Linked DNA regions of Mus musculus: region 2 is linked to region 1. The links are chromatin loops, found by intact Hi-C in ENCODE. Cell type or tissue: left cerebral cortex. All regions are shown on one strand. Links, peaks and the distances in the headings refer to the core of each region. The heading gives the core; the rest is flanking DNA. Region 1 overlaps Slc38a1 (solute carrier family 38, member 1). Region 2 has its middle 35 kb from the start of Gm32457.

Region 1 (8,480 bases), core at 256-8,255:
CTGGAAAACTTAACTGAGGCTTAGTAACTGTGAGCTAGAATCTAGGGGACCAGGATTCCATCCTGACTTGTGTAATCCGAAAACACGGGACTTCACTGTTGTCACCCTCGGGGACCAGACCTGTTGTTAATGTATTAGAGAAAACACAGCCTTGACAATGGATGTCGGTCGGTTACTGTTCACTTCCTGGTGTAGTTCAGCTTTCGGGCGATGAACGCGATCATCAGCACTCCTGAGTGATCGTTCCGAGGTTCCTTTAAGAATACGCTCCTCCACCCAGAACAGGGGAACAAGCTTTGCGGGGTCAGACTGTGCAGATTGCAGAGCTGAGAGTTAACGTGTGGAGCAGCAGCGGCTGAACTCCCTGCCTGAAGTGTGTGGCAGAACAATAAACCCTCTGAGCGGCATACAGCAGTGTGACTTGCTTCTCTGTTGCTGTGTAAAGAAAAGCCATCAAGACTGAAAGGTCTTATTTGGTCTTGAGGTTGGAGTGTTGAGAGGTCCTGGTGATGTCGAAGTGTGGCAGCATGCAGCCGGCGTGAGGAAAGCTCGCACCGTTCACAACAGCATGAAAGAGGTAGAGGCTTTTCCTCTCAAAGCTCCCGCTCAGAGACATTCCTCTGTCCCACCTAAACCTCCCCAAATAGCACCACCAGGCTGGGGACAGTATTCAAATGCCCAAAGCCATAGGAGGCATTTCTCATTCAAAGCTACCACTGTCGCTTTCCCTGGTTTGCCTGGCGTCCCCTCAAATTCAGTTTAAGAACTAACAAAGAGCCCTTTCAAAGATGTAGTTACAACGTTTAATCATCTGGTATCGAACTAAACACCAAGCGATAGCCCAGCCAGACAATGCCCAGTCTACAACCAGAAAATGGGCTGCAAAGCCGTGGCCGGTCCACGAATATTATTCTATCGCTTAGAAAAGTCACATGGACTTAAGGAACTGTACAGAGAACTTTTTTGTGGGTAGTTCATATGTACGTGACATTGGTATGTGACACTGTTGTTGGGAAACAGTGAATATTGGCTGGAAGGGCCGTGGGCACAACCTGTGCACATCTGTGTATATTGGTCAGAATATTTGAGTGACAGACTGAGTTACACTTCACCTAACTCCTCTGTTAATACATTCTAAGAATTTGATCCACATCATGCTGTCATTTTAAGAACATGTTATCCCCAACTATCCCTCTCTACCAAGACATGTTTGTGAGTGTACATGTATGTATGGGTGCGCGCGTGTGTGTATTAGGAAGCCAGAGGTCAACCTTGAGTGTCACGTTCCAGGTGTCATCTGCCGAGGTTTTTGCGACAGGATCTCTTGGTGGCCTGGAACTCACCAGACTCGCTGAGGGGTGAGTCAGAGCGTCCGGCATCTGCTTGCCTCTACATTCCCTGTGCTGCGATGGCTCACAAGCCACCCCACACATGGCTGTCTTATGCAGGTGCCAGGGATGAGACTCGCACAGCAAGGACACTACCAATTGAACCATGTCCCCATCCCCAGGGCATTTGTGTCCTGCTTTTACACCACGCCCTAATGTCTGTACTTCTTCCCACAATTCCACCGAGTTGGAGTTTGCAGCACGCTTTTCCAAAGAGCCATCCATTCTTTTTAAGATCTATTTATTTACTTAATGTATATGAGTACATTGTACCTGTCTTCAGACAAACCAGAAGAGGGCATCAGATCCCATTACAGATGGTTGTGAGCCACCATGTGGTTGCTAGGAACTGAACTCAGGACCTCTGGAAGAGCAGTCGGTGCTCTTAACTGCCGAGCCATTTCAACAGCTCTTGACCCTTCTGTTCTTGAACTGTCATTATCTCTTCCGGTATATTCTCAAGGGGTCAGGGTGATGGAATGACACCTCCCACCGCCCCTGTGTGCCAAGGTGATAATTTTGCTCTAAACAGAGGATGGTGTTATGTGCTACACATCAAAGTGATTCTTGTGTCTTGCTAACTCATCTGTTCTGGGCACTCCTAAGGAAAGACAAACATGTAGTATCAAAATGGAGACTTCGCTCTCCCAGATGGTCCTAGGAGGTCCACGGGCAGGCACATGCCCACCTCCCTTCTTGTCAATCGGTTACTTGTTTTTCAGAATTCTTGGAGTTCTGGTCGCAGTTCCTTAGAAATGATCTGAAGAGAAAAATGCGCTTTCTCTGGCAGCAAAACCCGCTGGCCTCAGAGGCCCTTGTTTGGGAATAATGACACTTGAAGGGAGAAGTGACACATTGGAGCTTGCCAACCTTGTGAATTCATGTAGAAAGGATAGGGCTAGAGCCGTTGCCCTCTATTGAAATTCATTTGATTTAGAAGCTTTTCAGAAACAGAGAAATGCTCACAACGAGGGCCTGTTTGGTAAACAGAGAGGGCTGGCCAGCGTAGGAGACGGCTGCCGAACCCTGTTTTCAAAAGTTCAATTCTTATTTGCTTAGCTTGGGTTAAGCCTCTGATAAAGGGTTCCCAGAATTCAGTCCCTTTGGTCTCAGAGAATGGGAGCATGTGTGTTTGTGTATGCCTGTGTGCGCCATGTGTATGCACAGGAATTCACCTTGTTTATACTTGGTTGCCGGTGGTACAGGTTGTATGCAGAGGGCAGTACCATGGCCTTTGTTTTGTCCTAATTTACAAGAGACAGCTATGTGACCTTCGGTCTTCACCCCGTCATTCAGCTCCACAGTGCATAGGACGCTTTTCTGTTCAGTCTGACTCAAGTAGATATCGGAACGCATCCGCACGGCAGCCCAGGTTAAATATAAGCTAACTTAAATTTCATCTTCCAGAGCACTGGCTGACTTAATAGAAAGGAAGCCTGATCCAGTAGTCCAATTAGTTTTGCTTTGCTCTGTTAGATGCACATCGTTAAAGATCAACATCCATCAAGGGGTCAGCGCGCAGTAGCCAAGAGAACAGCTTCACGGTCACTATCCCTGACGTCTGCTTTAAAAAAAAAAAAATATATATATATATATATATATATAGAGAGAGAGAGAGAGAGATAAGACAAGCCATAAACTACGTATGATTTTATGGAATTCCAAGGATCCTGTTTGTCATCTCCATTTTATAGATGAATAAATTGAGATTCCCAGAGGTTAAATAACCTTTCTAAGGTGACACTAAGCTTTGGAGGGTTGGAGAGGGCGTTGGGGGCCATATCAGTTGGGCACTTCATGTCTGCTTCTCTTCTCGTCTCTGGGCAAGCAGAGTTCCCATGGAAACGGAGTAAGGGAGGACTTGCGGATGGAGCTCCACATCCACATCCAGCAGGCTCTGGGCAGTTGAATTGAAACCCAAGTCTCGAGCATTTCACTTGTTACAAAGACTTTCTCCTTTTACTAAGAGTCACATCTTCTGAGGCCAGAAGGGGGTAGAGGGAACATGATTTAAATGGGTAAACATCTAGGTTTAAAGAGGGAGAAGCCAGTCCTCCTTGTAGGGTGGAGGCGGATGGAGGGCAGTGTCAACATTTACACATTATAAGTCCCTCACAAAACCACAGCCCTCGAACCTACTGGGGGCGGGGCTGGGGGAGGGGAAATAGAGACAGGAAGTGGATGTAAAGAGCAGCTCTGTAACTGGTACAGCTTCCTCCTCCACGCTCAGACCTCCTGCAGAGGTTCTATGTTTGTATGCACATCTCTTTTAAACGCCCCTTTCTTTGTGGGGTAATATATTAGATCCAGACATCAGTGAGACGCATTTTGCTTTCTAGACAAAAATAGCCAACCAACCTTGGGGCTAGTTCAAGATAAATTCTTTCCTGAAAGAATTTAGACTTGTCTACAAGGAGACAAACGAAAGGTGCTGTATATATAACTGACCCTTGCCTGCCTGCAAGGCAGCCTTTTTAAAACCGTGGCTTTCCTTGGTCCGGATCCTAGTTCTCTGACCCATTAGCTCTCCCGTGTTGGGCATGCTCTGTAGCCTCTCTAGGCTTCAGTGACGTGTGAATGGGCACAGGGATGCTAACACTGAGTGAAATATGAACAGTGCTCAGGATAAGTACTCCAGAGTTTGCTTTTGCTAGTAAGCAATAAAGTGCTTTATTAATTATTATTAATTACACAGACAACATGTCAGGTATGTATAGATGGATAGTGTGAGAATCAGGGACCGCTGGGACATATACGCCTCTAGGCTAAGCTCAGTTTCACAGTTCACTGTTCCAGGTGTGGCCCACAGACCACCAGCACCAGTGCCTCAGGACCCACTCCAGACCAGCCGGATAGAATTCTCATCTCACGGCAGAGTCTGCCGGGCAGGGCCGAGCTCTCTGTTCTTCAGAGAGAGAAAGGTGCGAGCTTCCGGCTGCACGGCTGTGCGGAAGCCCCAGATACCCCCACCTGAGCTACTTTTGTCTTCACAGCCATGGCTGCTGTTTTATCTCCCTCTCTTCAAGGGCTCAGCTGCTGAGGTGGGAGTGTTGCAGGCACTTGGGCATATAATTAGACCTTTCCAGTCCACTGTCATCTCCCTTAAAGAGTCATGACATACTTGTTGGTGATGGTGGCTCAGGAGTACCTTACAATAAAATCCCAATTTAAAGAGCAAGTCTACCCAATTATACTTGCGACATCATCACCACGATTGTGATATAGAATATTTTAATAGAGATAGAAGACTTTAATTGCCTTAAATATTCTAGTTCCTTCTGTTGCTGTGTCTTTCCGTTTTATTCACATCAACTTGAACAGTCGTGTTTAATATGTTATCTATACACTCTTTTTTAAATGTGTTTGTGTTTGTATGTGTGTCAGGGGTGCACATACACGTCTGTGCATGTATGTAGATGGCAGGTGTAGACACTGGGTGTCGTCTACCTCAGTCATTCTCTTAGTTCTATATTTAAGGTAGGGTCTCTCATTTGAACACAGGGCTCACCCGTTCAGCTAGTCTGGCTAGCCAGGTTGTTTTCCAAATCCCATCTCTGCCCCTGGAGCACTAAGGTACTAAGGACTGTCACCCCCACCTGGCAGTCATGTGGGTTCTGGAATTCTGAACTCCCAGTCCTCAGGTATAAACAGGTTACTCACCCAGCCCTCTCCCCAACTCCTGCCTATACAATCTTTACACACTGTAGAAGTCTAAACAACAATCGCGCGCGGTCACGATCATTCAGAAGATTGTGGAGGGCAGGTGTATCCCCCAAGGACTGAATGTGAGAATATTTTCGTGCCTCTGAAGGGCTCGATCAGCCTCCTAGAGTAAGTGGATAAACAGCGCATTTACATACAGCTGCTGCTGGACAAAGCTCCAGCTTTGTCCTTCGAAGTCACAAGACGAGGTCAACCCTTGAGGTAAGTGTGACCAGCCTGGTCACAGGACTGTCTGAGGCAGATAGGTGTGTCTTGATTTTACCAAGATAGCAGTGTAGTCTCTCACACAACTTGCAGACAAGACCCTAATTGTGAGTTCTTTGATTCTTAGCTAGTTTGTATGTGGGAGTTGAGCATGGATAGATGAATGAAACCATCAGCTGCCTGACCTGTAGTCTACTATGAAGACTCGTAGTAAAGCACTAAGACAGGAGGAGGTTTCTGGCTGCTGGGTGGAAAGAGGATCCCCACAAGAGAAGGGAGATGGGCTGACTATTGCCTTAGGACAGGCTTGCCTGTAGAAATGAAGGGTGCCTCCTGCTGGGTAGACAGGAGTCACAAGACAACAGGTGACCGGCCTGTCTGACCTGCAGGTTTGGGCTTGCATAGTTGGCTAATGGGTGGGCATTTCAGGAGATCTGACTCTGTGCCCACCAGTGGTCTGGAGAAAAGAAGGCACACAGCAGACGGGAGCAGAGGAGGTGAACAGTATAGAGTAGGGAGGATTTCCGAGCCTTGAGAGATCAAGTGGAACACACAAGCATGTGGAGTTTTACACTTTGATAGACAAGATAGAGCGGGGTAAACTTAGCCTAATCTCAACAAAACAAAACCAAAAAAAAAAAAAAAAAAAAAAAAAAAAAAATGAAGAAGTTGTTACGACTGCCAGAAAAGTTAATCTCAAAATGGGTTGTATTTTTTAAAAAGGTGTCCAACTCAGAAAATTAAGAATCCTGTCGATGCTTTGCGCCCTTTAGACAAAAAGTGACAGCATGTCTTTCTTTGTGCTGGACCCAGGACACAGCCCTTGAGGTGGGCTGTTTGTTGTGCAGACAACCCAGATACTCACAAGATGAACAGGTGGAAAGGTGGGAGGAGGTTAAGCCAGAGGATGGGGCAGTGGGAAGGAATTGAGGAAGGCCCAGAAGTGAATCAAAAACCCAAATGCAGAAGTCCTTATAGAAATGGAGCTAGCGGGGCTGGAGAGATGGCTCAGTGGTTAAGAGCACCAACTGCTCTTCCGAAGGTCCTGAGTTCAAATCCCAGCAACCACATGGTGGCTCACAACCATCTGTAATGAGATCTGACGCCCTCTTCTGGTGTGTCTGAAGACAGCTACAGTGTAGTTAGATATAATAAATAAATAAGTAAATAAATCTTCGAAAGGAAGGAAGGAAGGAAGGAAGGAAGGAAGGAAGGGAGCTAGCAGCTAGCCACCCAGCGTGTTCTCCGTCAGCTATTGCCGATGCGGATGTCCATGTCCGGCAGAGTCTTTGAGATTGTGCTCTGAGCCAGGAGTCTAGAATTCTGTTTCCTAAACAGACTTCTTGTCCAGAGAAACAAAATCTCCTAGGATATTCCTGTACCACATCTTAGAGGGAAGAAGTTCTTTATTTTTGTTTTGGGGTAGGTTCTCGGTTAGCGTAGGCTAGCCCTGAACATGCTAAATAGCTGAGAGTGGCCTTGAACCCCTGATCCTCCTGCTACTCTCAAGTGCTGGGATCCAGGCTTGTGCCTTCACAGCTTGCTTCCCACTCCACATCTTCTGAAGTGTTATGGACACAAGGATTCTTCAAGAGTCCTAGGTACATCATCTAGCCACCCCTTCTACCTGTCCATGTCTGCTTACCCATTGTAGATCCCTTGGCGAGGATGGCACGAGCTTGAAAGACCTTGACAACCCAATTATCACCTAAAATGCCTCCGTCAGCAGCCAGCTTTTCCCTAGTGATTAGCAGTGTGGAAGCTGCAGTGATCTCTGGGTGGTTTGTGTCTTTGCAGGAAACCCTGATTACACGTTCAACTGTTTGGACAAAGAGGGTCGTTGTTAGCTTGAGACCCAAGTCTTCTGATAAGTAGTCACACACACTTTCTTTATTCTCTGCCTTACTCCTCTTGGCTCCCTCTTCCTGGTGTCACGGTCTTTGGTTCTTAAAGCATCTCAAACTTAAACTACCCTGGGTCTGTTAGAATCAACTAGACAACATGGAGTCATTCTAAAATCTTAACAGAAAGGGGCATTCTGCTAAATGTTGTGCTAGATTTTAGTGTAGCATATAGTCTTGGAGTTTTCACATCTACAGTTTCCTTTTTAGTGACCTGATAGAAAAAGATAATTAAAAAAAATAGGTTATGTGTATGGGTGCTTTGTTTGCCTGTATGTCTGTGTACCATGCGTGTACAGTGCGTTGTGGAGAGCCAGAGGAGAGCTTCAGAACCCCTGAGACTGGAGCTACAACTGGCTATGAGCTGCCGTGTCCTCTTGGGAGTGGATCCTGGTCCTCTTTGGAGAGCAGCCATTGCTCTCAATCTCTGTGGCCCCAGGTTTTGTTTTATGTTGGTTTCCAGTTCTAGACAAGAAGCTCTGGCTGGATGTGGCAGCTCACATTTGAAATCTCAGCACTCAGGGGACTGGCACAGGGGGGTTCATGGGTTTGAGGCCAAAGAAAAAGGGGTGTGTTTGGAGAAGGATGAAAAAGAATCTTTAGAGATTGGATGGTTTGAGGCCAGGACTACCGGACACTCCATGTTGTTGACTGCAGGGCGCTGTGTTGTGTTGCCAAAGGTGGAAGAACAGAGTCATATTCATCCCGCTGTGTTCAGGGGTGGGAAAGACGGGAACACTTCATTAAAATCTTCCTTGATCAGTATTTCTTGAGGTATGTTAGGAGTGTTCTTGCCTCTGCCATTGGCTTAGAGAACACTGAGTATCATCTACAGAGAGGTGGGTCCCCAGAAGGGGAAGGGAAACCCTGTGTGAGAGCCTGTGAGAACCGTGTGGTCCTGGGAGCTCTTCAGTCGATGAGAGAGTACCGCAGCTGTGCTCCTAGCTTGTGTGCATCAAGTTATTCTGTAGACGGCGGGGACCAGCTCTTCTTGCTAGGTGCACCTTCCTCTTACAAGGCTGCAGTTTTCCTTCATCACTTGGGTCTGTGGGTGGAATGTCTGGGAGGGAGTCCAGGTTACCCTGTGCCTTGGGGCATGCCACGGGCTTGTAGAAGTTGGCCTTGATGGTCAATGAAACTCAAAGCTTATTTTTTCGTTCTTCAACATGTGTGTGTGTATATACACACGCATGTATGTATGTATATATACATGTATATATATACACTACGAGACTGTCTGGTTCTTCCTTTTCTAACACAAGTC
Region 2 (8,480 bases), core at 373-8,372, 51 kb after region 1:
CCCTAACGAGCCATGTCTAACCTCCCCATGGAAGGCCTTCCTGCGCTCCAGCCATGGACAAGATCAAGGACACTCGCCCGTGTGGAAACCACACTGCAGCCCCCTCTCCCCACCCCCTCTCCTCCCTTCAGCCCTGGGGCTGACCCAACCACCCCCGGGGACCCCATTCTGTCTCAGCTCTTCTGTGTCCAGCAGTGTCTGGGATGCCTGAGGCTGAGAACCTGGTACCTAGGACTGCCCCTTGCCCACCACCTGTGGCTTCACACAGTCAGACACCCACCCGGGGCCGCGTGGGGATGCTCTGTTTGCTTGCTCACTTGCTTGTTGATAGTTAGTGTCACTATGTCACCTAGGCTAGACTCAAATTAGGAATCTTCCTGCATCAGCCTCTTGATTACTGGCATTATAGCCATACTTGACTGTGTCCAGCCATCCCCTCCCCTCCCCTTCCCATTACTCCCCTCCCCACCTCTCCCTCCCCCCCCCCCCTTTTTTTTGGTTTTTCGGGACAGGGTTTCTCTATATAGCCCTGGCTGTCCTGGAACTCACTTTGTAGACCAGGCTGGGATTGAAGGCGTGCGCCACCACGCCCGGCTTCCCTTCCCTTTCGATTCCATTACCTTCTTCTTTTAAATCTCTTCACAGTCCTGGGTGAATTTGGACCTTGCACACTCTAGCGAGCTCTCTACCACTGAATTATACCCCTCAGCCTTCCTTCGACTTTTTAAAAATTTGAGACAAGGCCTTGCGAAGTTGCCCAAGATGAACTTGACCTCACTCTTGACCCCCTAGGTTGGCTCTGAAGTTGTGATCCTCCTGCATCAACCTGCTGAGTAGCTGGGACTACAGGTGTTAAAAGCCAACATGATTACCCGAGACCCCGTCTCAAAGAGGCAAAAATAATAAAAATCTAAAATAAATAGGAAAGGTTCTGCTTTCATGAAAAGGGCCTTTAAGCCAAATTCATCTTGTGCAGTCCACCCACTGTTAAAGCAAAAGAGTAGAGAGCAAGTGAAGTTGTAGAGGGGATATCTTATGTCCGTATGCATGTGGCGCCATAATAAATCTCATGGCCTGTGGCTAAGGCAGGAAATAGGAGGTGGGACATCCAGGAGGAGAGAGAATTCTGGGATAGAGCCAGGTAGGAGAATCACCTGGGAAGATGTGACAAGACAGATACAGGGCACTTGAGCGCAGGTAACCAGCCGTGTGGCAGAATATAGGTTAGATTAATCAAGTTATCTAAGTTATATCTAGTCAGAGTAAAGCTTAGCTATATGGCCAAGGTATTTGTAAATATATTTTGAGTCTGAGTCCTGTTTCGGGGAGCGTGGGGCTAGGAGGAAGAAGCAGACCCAACTTCGACATGAAGTCCTGAGGGACCTTGCCTTGTTTGACGTGAGCACAGCAGAGTCAAGGCTCAGACCTGTGGAGGTGGCAAAGCTTTCCTTCCGTGAGTCTCAGGGGGTTGGCAAAGCCTGCTTCTTGTCTGAGTGCAATGTTGGCGTTGCGTGCAGAAAATGTCCCTGTAGCTTTCTCTCTGGATATTTTCAGCCACGAGACTGGTCCCCTCACAGAGACTGCTCCTGTGGAATGCGTGAAGCCTGGCTCCTCATTCAACTGTGTACCATGACCTTGCCGACCAAGTATGTACATACGCATATGCATACATGCGCATCATATACTTATACACACACACCGACATAAACATGCCAAACTTCTAGAGAATTGCGTTTCTCCATCCGAGAGCCCAGACCACTGGATCTTACCTTTTCTTTCTGTCTGGCTGTCATTTCTTTAGTGTGTCTTATTTATTCCCTTCCAGGCCCCTCCCTAGTCAGGGATCCAGGTCCCAAGCCGTGCAAAGACTTCTCTAAAGACAATCTAGCAAACACCAAGCTCATTGCAAAAATCCCTTTTCTGGTGTTAGGTTACCTTGCTTTCAGACTGACGTTCTGGCCACCAGCAGATAGGATTCCAAGGTCATTTAGGAGAGCAGGAAACTTTAAACACAGATCTCAGCTTTGAGGATAGAAGGGTTCTGCCATCCTTTTCGAAGGGCATGCTGGGATGCTGTCCCTTGAGACTTGCTACTTATCTTTTTTTTTTTTTTTTTTTTCTTTTTTCGAGATAGGGTTTCTCTGTATAGTCCTGACTGTCCTGGAACTCACTTTGTAGACCAGGCTGGCCTCGAACTCAGAAATCCTCCTGCCTCTGCCTCTGCTGGGATTAAAGGCGAACGCCACCACGCCCGGCTGCTACTTACCTTTATTAGTGTTTAGTGTATGTTCTTGAAGTGTTCTGTGGAACTGATTTTCTCTGTTGGGGTGATAGTTTTCACATTAATCTAAGCTAGTTCTCATTAACTATTTACTAGAGAGTTTAGGAAGAGAGGGCCATCTTGCTTGGTGCATGAAGAGATGACCAAATGTCTACAGAAGACACTTTGCCACAAGCCCTTGCTGCAGTTTCCTCCAAACAGCCTGTCCTTAAACCACTACAGGAAATGAGAATGGAGAGAGAGAGAGACAGAGCTTGCTTCCCCACCAAAGAGACACAGAGCGTACCGATCCGACCCCGGCCTGCCCCGGGCCTCCCTTTTGGAGCACAGTCCCCAGGTAAAGGGGACAGAAGTAGAGCTTTGTTCTTAGGTTAAGAGAGCAATAGGACACAGCAGTGCGTCTGGACCACCAGCATCGCACAGGGCGTCTGGAGCCATCTTCAGAATCTCTTCTTTTGGAGAGACTCAGTGGACGTCTCTCAGTGAGCTCAGTGCTCCGGTGTCCTGGGCGGTGGAGAGCAGAGCGGTATGCGAGTGTGTGTCTGCAGGCACGTGTGTGTAGGAGTCCCCACAAGACCTTGTCTTGGGGACAGTGTATGTGGCAGGGATTGTGGTTCAGATTTGACTCACACTGAGTAGGAGGCCTTTATCATTTTAAAAGCAAAGTGAGCTTGGGCTTCCTGCGTTTTCTGACTCAGCGTCCTCATCTATGGATAAGGAATGAAGCAGCTGGTCTCCCCATGGAGCAGTTGAAGGGAATAAAGGGGGCTGGATTGTCTGTTGTGAATTGCCTAGTCCAGTGCGTGTGTCACACAGTAGGTCCACAGTGAAGGTCACCCTGTTACTACCACAATGACTTCAAGTGTGGGCCCAGAGCCCTTGTTTCTTCTGAGCTAACGGGAAAAGGTAACGAGAGAACGCTACCCAGCAAATACTAAGCCACTGTTTAGAACAGATTGCTGTTTTGTTTTGTTTTTTTTTTTTAAAGGCTGGGTAAAAGCTCAAATCCCATTGTCCTTAGAGTTCAAAGGCAGCCCAAGCTCTTGTGCGTTCTGTCCCAGGAGGCCAAGGCTCAGCTGCCCCAGAGAATCCGTGACAACGCCATTGTATGAAAGGCAGGCACGCTGCGTGTTTTAAAGAAGAGTTACTTTCACACAGGCAACTGCTTTCGACGGATGCCAAGAACAGTAAAAGCTGGGTTCTGACGGGTGAAGCGTGCCCTCAGCAAGGGCTCTTGGCAGAGGACCGGCAGTGTTGCGCCATGACATCAGAAGCTGTTGGGCTGTGTGAGCAATGCCAGAGAGCAAAAGATCCAGTGAAAACGAGGGCTATTTGAAGTTTTCCAGGCCTGAACAAGTGTGGGGAAAAAATCCCCTATGCCGAGGACAGCTGGTTTCCTTAGCACCCAGCACGAGGACCAGATCTAACCTTCTTTCCATATTAATCCATTGCCTGTATGAATTTGCAGATTCTGGGGGGGGGGTGTAATTTGAGAGGTACTACTTGGCTCACAAACGGCCCCTCACCCATAACAAGAAACTATGTATATTGTAATTGCTTCACTATGATGTAAACGGCAAGCCCCAGCGTGTCAGCCTTGTTCTGGATGGCGTTGGATGCTTGAGCAGTTTTGCCTTGTTGCCTTATTTTATTTTATTTTATTTTTTTTAAAATTGTTTTTGGCATCTGTCCAGCAGTACTTAGCCACAGTCTCCTGCCCCCAGCTCGCAGGCCCTGAACCCATTTAGCCTGTTAACCAAGCCTGTTGAGTAATCAGGGCAGGAACATAGAAACCTTACTCACCTTCCTGAAACCTTTCCCTAATTGGGCAATCAATTTGTGTCCTTCCAGTCCCGACAAGAGAGGTACACGCTCTTGGCTTTCCAGGAGCATGGGATTAAGATAGCAGTTCATTTATCTGGGTTCTGGCAGCTTTCTTACACACACACACACACACACACACACACACACACACACACAAATCCTCACATCCTTCCTCAGGCCTTACTTTTCTTGATTCTTGAGTAAGTAAAAGTGTAAAAACATCATCTAAAAACCACCCATGTACATTAAAAAAAATCCCACCAAGCCGGGCGTGGTGGCGCATGCCTTTAATCCCAGCACTCGGGAGGCAGAGGCAGGCGGATTTCTGAGTTTGAGGCCAGCCTGGTCTACAAAGTGAGTTCCAGGACAGCCAGGGCTATAAAGAGAAACCCTGTCTTGAAAAACCAAAAAAAAAAAAAAAAATCCCACCAACAAAAAAGCCCTTCTCAAACTTAAGAGAGGTGCCATTTCAAATCTATAAATAGGTCTAAAATTAAAAAAAAAAATAGCAGGCCCCGATAAGGGGGAATGGATGCCTCCAACGTTGCTGGTAGGAGCACAAAATGTATAGCAAGTTTAGAACACATCTCAAATGACTGAGCATGGGCTCCCTACGAGACCCAGCAGTGCCCCATCTCTGTATGTCAGAGAAACAAAAACACGTGCACGAATGTCTCCAGCAATGCTATTCACACCCGAGTGGACACACTCCCAATGCCCATCCAATGGGTTGCTACATGGCCATAATAGAAAGGAAGTGTTGACTCTCTAGAGTGGATGAACCCTGAAATCACCACAGCCTTCACTCATGCCAAGTGGAAAAAGACAGTCAAAAGGCCACAGACAATACGGAACCATTTACACAGCATGTCTAGAACTGGCCAGCTTGCAGAGACGGCAGGCTAGGCTGATGGCTGCTAAAATCTGAGAAGGTGAGTGGTATTGACTGCTTTCTGGGTCGAAGCTTCCTTCTGGGGTGATGAAAGGGTTTAAAGATGGCTACGCTCAGCTGAGAGCGCAATGGAGGAGTTTTGCCCTTCCTGTTCCAAGCTTTTCAACGCCAGCGATTTACAGCTAGGTGCTCAGGCAAAGACTTACAGCTGTCAGTCGGGAACTTAGGTGGTGGCACCGGTCTTTAAACCTTCCACCCGGAAGGCAAGGCTGGAGGATCTCTGAGTTCGAGGCCAGCCTGGTCTACAAATCGAGTCCAGGACAGGCAGGGCTACACAGAGAAACCCTGTCTCGGTAAACAAAGCAAAACCAAACGAAACGATTCAGGCCAATGCTAATACGTAAAGGCAGAGTAAACCAGGGGCTCTTCCAACCATCCAATGTATTCCTTTAGGGTGGAGCAAGTGGTGCTAGCTATGATCAGGACTCTCTCTGATCAGGCATTTTCCTACCTGGTTACATACAACAGTTCTCCGTCAAAAGCTTTTCCTCACTAGTACGACACCTTCTGACTGAATCAAAACAGTACACCTGGATTTCTTATGTGAGTGTTCGGCGTTTGTTAGAGACATGTGCATACTTACTTCCGTCCACTTTCGCAGTTCAGGCACGATCCTATTAGGTGCTAGAATCTGCACAGCTTGGATGTGGAGGGGAAGCCCACCTCTGCAGCTGTGCGGAGGGAATCACCCAAGCGGGGGTGGGAGCAGGGGGGTTATGACAATCAGCTCTGTTGGGACGGATCACATGTCCTGTGAGAATTCCCTCACCCGTGCTCCTGCATGCAAGCCAAGCAAACTCATTGTGGTAGCCCGAGCTAGATTTGGAGGGATTTGCTACTTTGGCCTGAAGTTGGTGCCCTATAAGGATGGATAGATATTTGATCACATCTTCCCAGGAAAATTCACACAATGTGGTACGTGCTTCTACTAGGCTAGGTAATTCTCTGGTCTCCTACTCCAATTGTGTGGCCCTGAGAGTTGCGTCCGAGGAACACTTTGACACCTTCTCAGAACTCAAGCTTGAATGATCTTGCAGAACGAGAAGAACAAAACGTTCTGTTCACTATTAAACGTTTTTGCGTTTTTGGCTCATCTTAGATGATGACTTCTTTTGATTTGGGCTGCTAAGGTTGGTTTTCTTTGAGTGTGAATGTCGTGTGCGATGCAAACTCGACAGTTTCACTTGATGGTTAATCTCTGAGACGGTGCAATGCCTTTCTCACTAGGGTTCTGCAGCAGGTGGGTTGTTTGTTTGTTTGTTTGTTTGTTTTGCTGTTTTGTGTCTGTTGGCAAAACTTGAATCAGAATCATGTTCAAACACAACTGGTTAGCAGTGGGAGTAAAAGGACCTTTATCATTTCTGGAACATCAGATTTGATTTTAGTTTTTGTAAGTACATGAGAAAACAAAACAAAACAGAAAACCCCAAACAACAAAGATTCCATTCCATGTTTGACTTTTTATTTATTATTATTATTATTATCATTATTGGATTTTCGAGACAGGGTTTCTCTGTGTAGCCCTGGCTGTCCTGGAACTCACTCTATAGAGGCCAGGATGACCTCAAACTCAGAAATCTGCCTGCCTCTGCCTCCCAAGTGCTGGGATTAAAGGTGTGTGCCACCACTGCCCAGCTGTTTGACATTTTGCTACAATTTTCCTATTTTTTTTTTTCCTTTAAGGCTTACTAATCCCTTTCCATCTTTTTCTCAAAGTGAGTGGTTGGCGATCCTGGAATCCCTGTCTTTGCATTCCTCTCTGAGTTCACAATATTGTCTACACTACTAAGAAACAAAAAGTAGTTCACAAATGGATGTGGACATTTCAGTTGAGGATGGGTAGCATGGCTCTGATCTTCAGAGAAGGAATAACTGGTTTCCAGGGACAATCAGACACTACTTTTACTGTGCAAGGAATAGCAGGGAAAACCACTCATGTTAGAGACACAGCCTTCCATTCACAGAAACTGCTTTAATTCTGGTCTAAGAAACATTTTACCTAATTCAAATAATTCCCTGTTAATACCTTCCCCTTAAGTAGCCAGATTTGTCAAGAGTGCTATCTGAATATTATTAAATTATTGAATTCTTTGGCAGCCTTTGTGGCAATAGGTTTTTCTTTTTTGCATATGTATTTTTTGAAATTATTTTACATACAATGTATTCTGATCAGTGTTTCCTCTCCTCCAGTTCCTCCCAGCCCCCCCCAACTCCCCACCCACCAAACTCAGACCCCTTTCTCGCTCTCTTTTTAGAAAACAAACAGGCAACCCTCCCAAAAAAAAATACCAGAATGTAAAAATTTAAAAAGGGAAAAAGCACAACACACGCGCACACACAACCTTATTAAAAACAAAAAAATAAAAAACTATAATATATAAACAAAAGGTCAGTAAGAGAAAGTAACAAACAAAAACAAAACAAAACAAAAAAAAAAACAACCCACATAAGCGATATGAAACAAAAAAAAATCTGCAAAAATACCTTTTTTTACAGATACCAGTTTTTAGTACCCCAGACTGGCCTCAACCTTTTGACAATACAACTCAACTTCCTGGCAGAGTGTAGGGATTGCAGATACGCCACCGTTCCAAACAAAGCAGGAAAAGGAAAAGGACATTTTATAGAAAGGGAAATTTCCGACTTTTAAGGAGTCACTTCTGAGAATAAAACATGCAAGCGTTTACTTTTCTCTGCGTAGACTTTGACACCAAAGAGGCTAAAAGCAGAGTGACAGGCCAGCAGCTGCAGCCACGTGGTTTCAGGTAACCGCGTTCACCCAGCTGCCTAACCCTCTTCCTTGTGGCCTCAGCGCGTTTCTATTTTAAGCACGTTGGTAATTGTTTGTCTCAACCCTTCATATTTTTTCTGCAGGTCTTTTTTTTTTTTTTTTTTTTTTTTGCATCTTCGAAGGCTTCTCCTTATCTTTGTTCAGATACAAAGAGCAGCGCCTGTATTTTCATATCGCTACCCACCATCAGAATCACGCCACACGGTCCTTTTGCTGAGTACACTGCCGACCAATCACTGCAGATCGAAATAACCGAACGTTTAAAAAGCATCAGTTGAAAAGGAAGCTACAAATGGAAGTTGGATTATTTTGTTTTGTTGTTTAACAGCTTAATTTGTAGATAAAGAGTAAAGAGAGAACGCAGTAGAAAGAGTTGTAGCCTGCTCTCCTCCGTGAGAACAGCGCCACCGTCTGGATTCCCAGGGTTTGCTCAGTGAACAAATTTAGGAGGTTTGTATTCGAGTGGCGTGTAGGTAGAAAACCTAAGGTTTTGTTTTGCTTTTATATTAACATCTATCAATTCATTCATTTGCGTTTTGGGAAAAGAGTGCTTTATTATTTAAACCGTTTTCTCCCTGAGAAGTTTATAAGCTAAAAATAACAATTTTACTCTCCCTAGACAGATTTGTGTA

The links. A loop is a pair of places that touch in the nucleus more often than their neighbours do. Peaks named below come from ENCODE experiments on the same cell type or tissue, not always from the same donor. Only the 100,000 strongest peaks of a DNase experiment are listed, where the experiment ranks them.
Region 2: a loop joins it to region 1, with 2.1 times the contacts of the local background. A loop is called at or near these places in 2 of 42 quality-filtered maps.

The regions. Positions count from the first base shown.
Region 1 is chr15:96,594,148-96,602,627 of GRCm38, reverse strand. The region is part of intron 4 of Slc38a1 (solute carrier family 38, member 1); the gene reads left to right. Among named protein-coding and RNA genes, the nearest start is that of Gm32457, 17 kb to the right of the region's middle. In left cerebral cortex, for the core only: no CTCF peak of the experiment used is centred there; DNase peaks (open chromatin) are centred at 2,225 and 3,271.
Region 2 is chr15:96,543,020-96,551,499 of GRCm38, reverse strand. No RefSeq gene overlaps it. Among named protein-coding and RNA genes, the nearest start is that of Gm32457, 35 kb to the left of the region's middle. In left cerebral cortex, for the core only: a CTCF peak has its summit at 8,255 (motif pointing left); DNase peaks (open chromatin) are centred at 2,939, 3,450 and 8,218; H3K4me3 peaks cover 664 bases.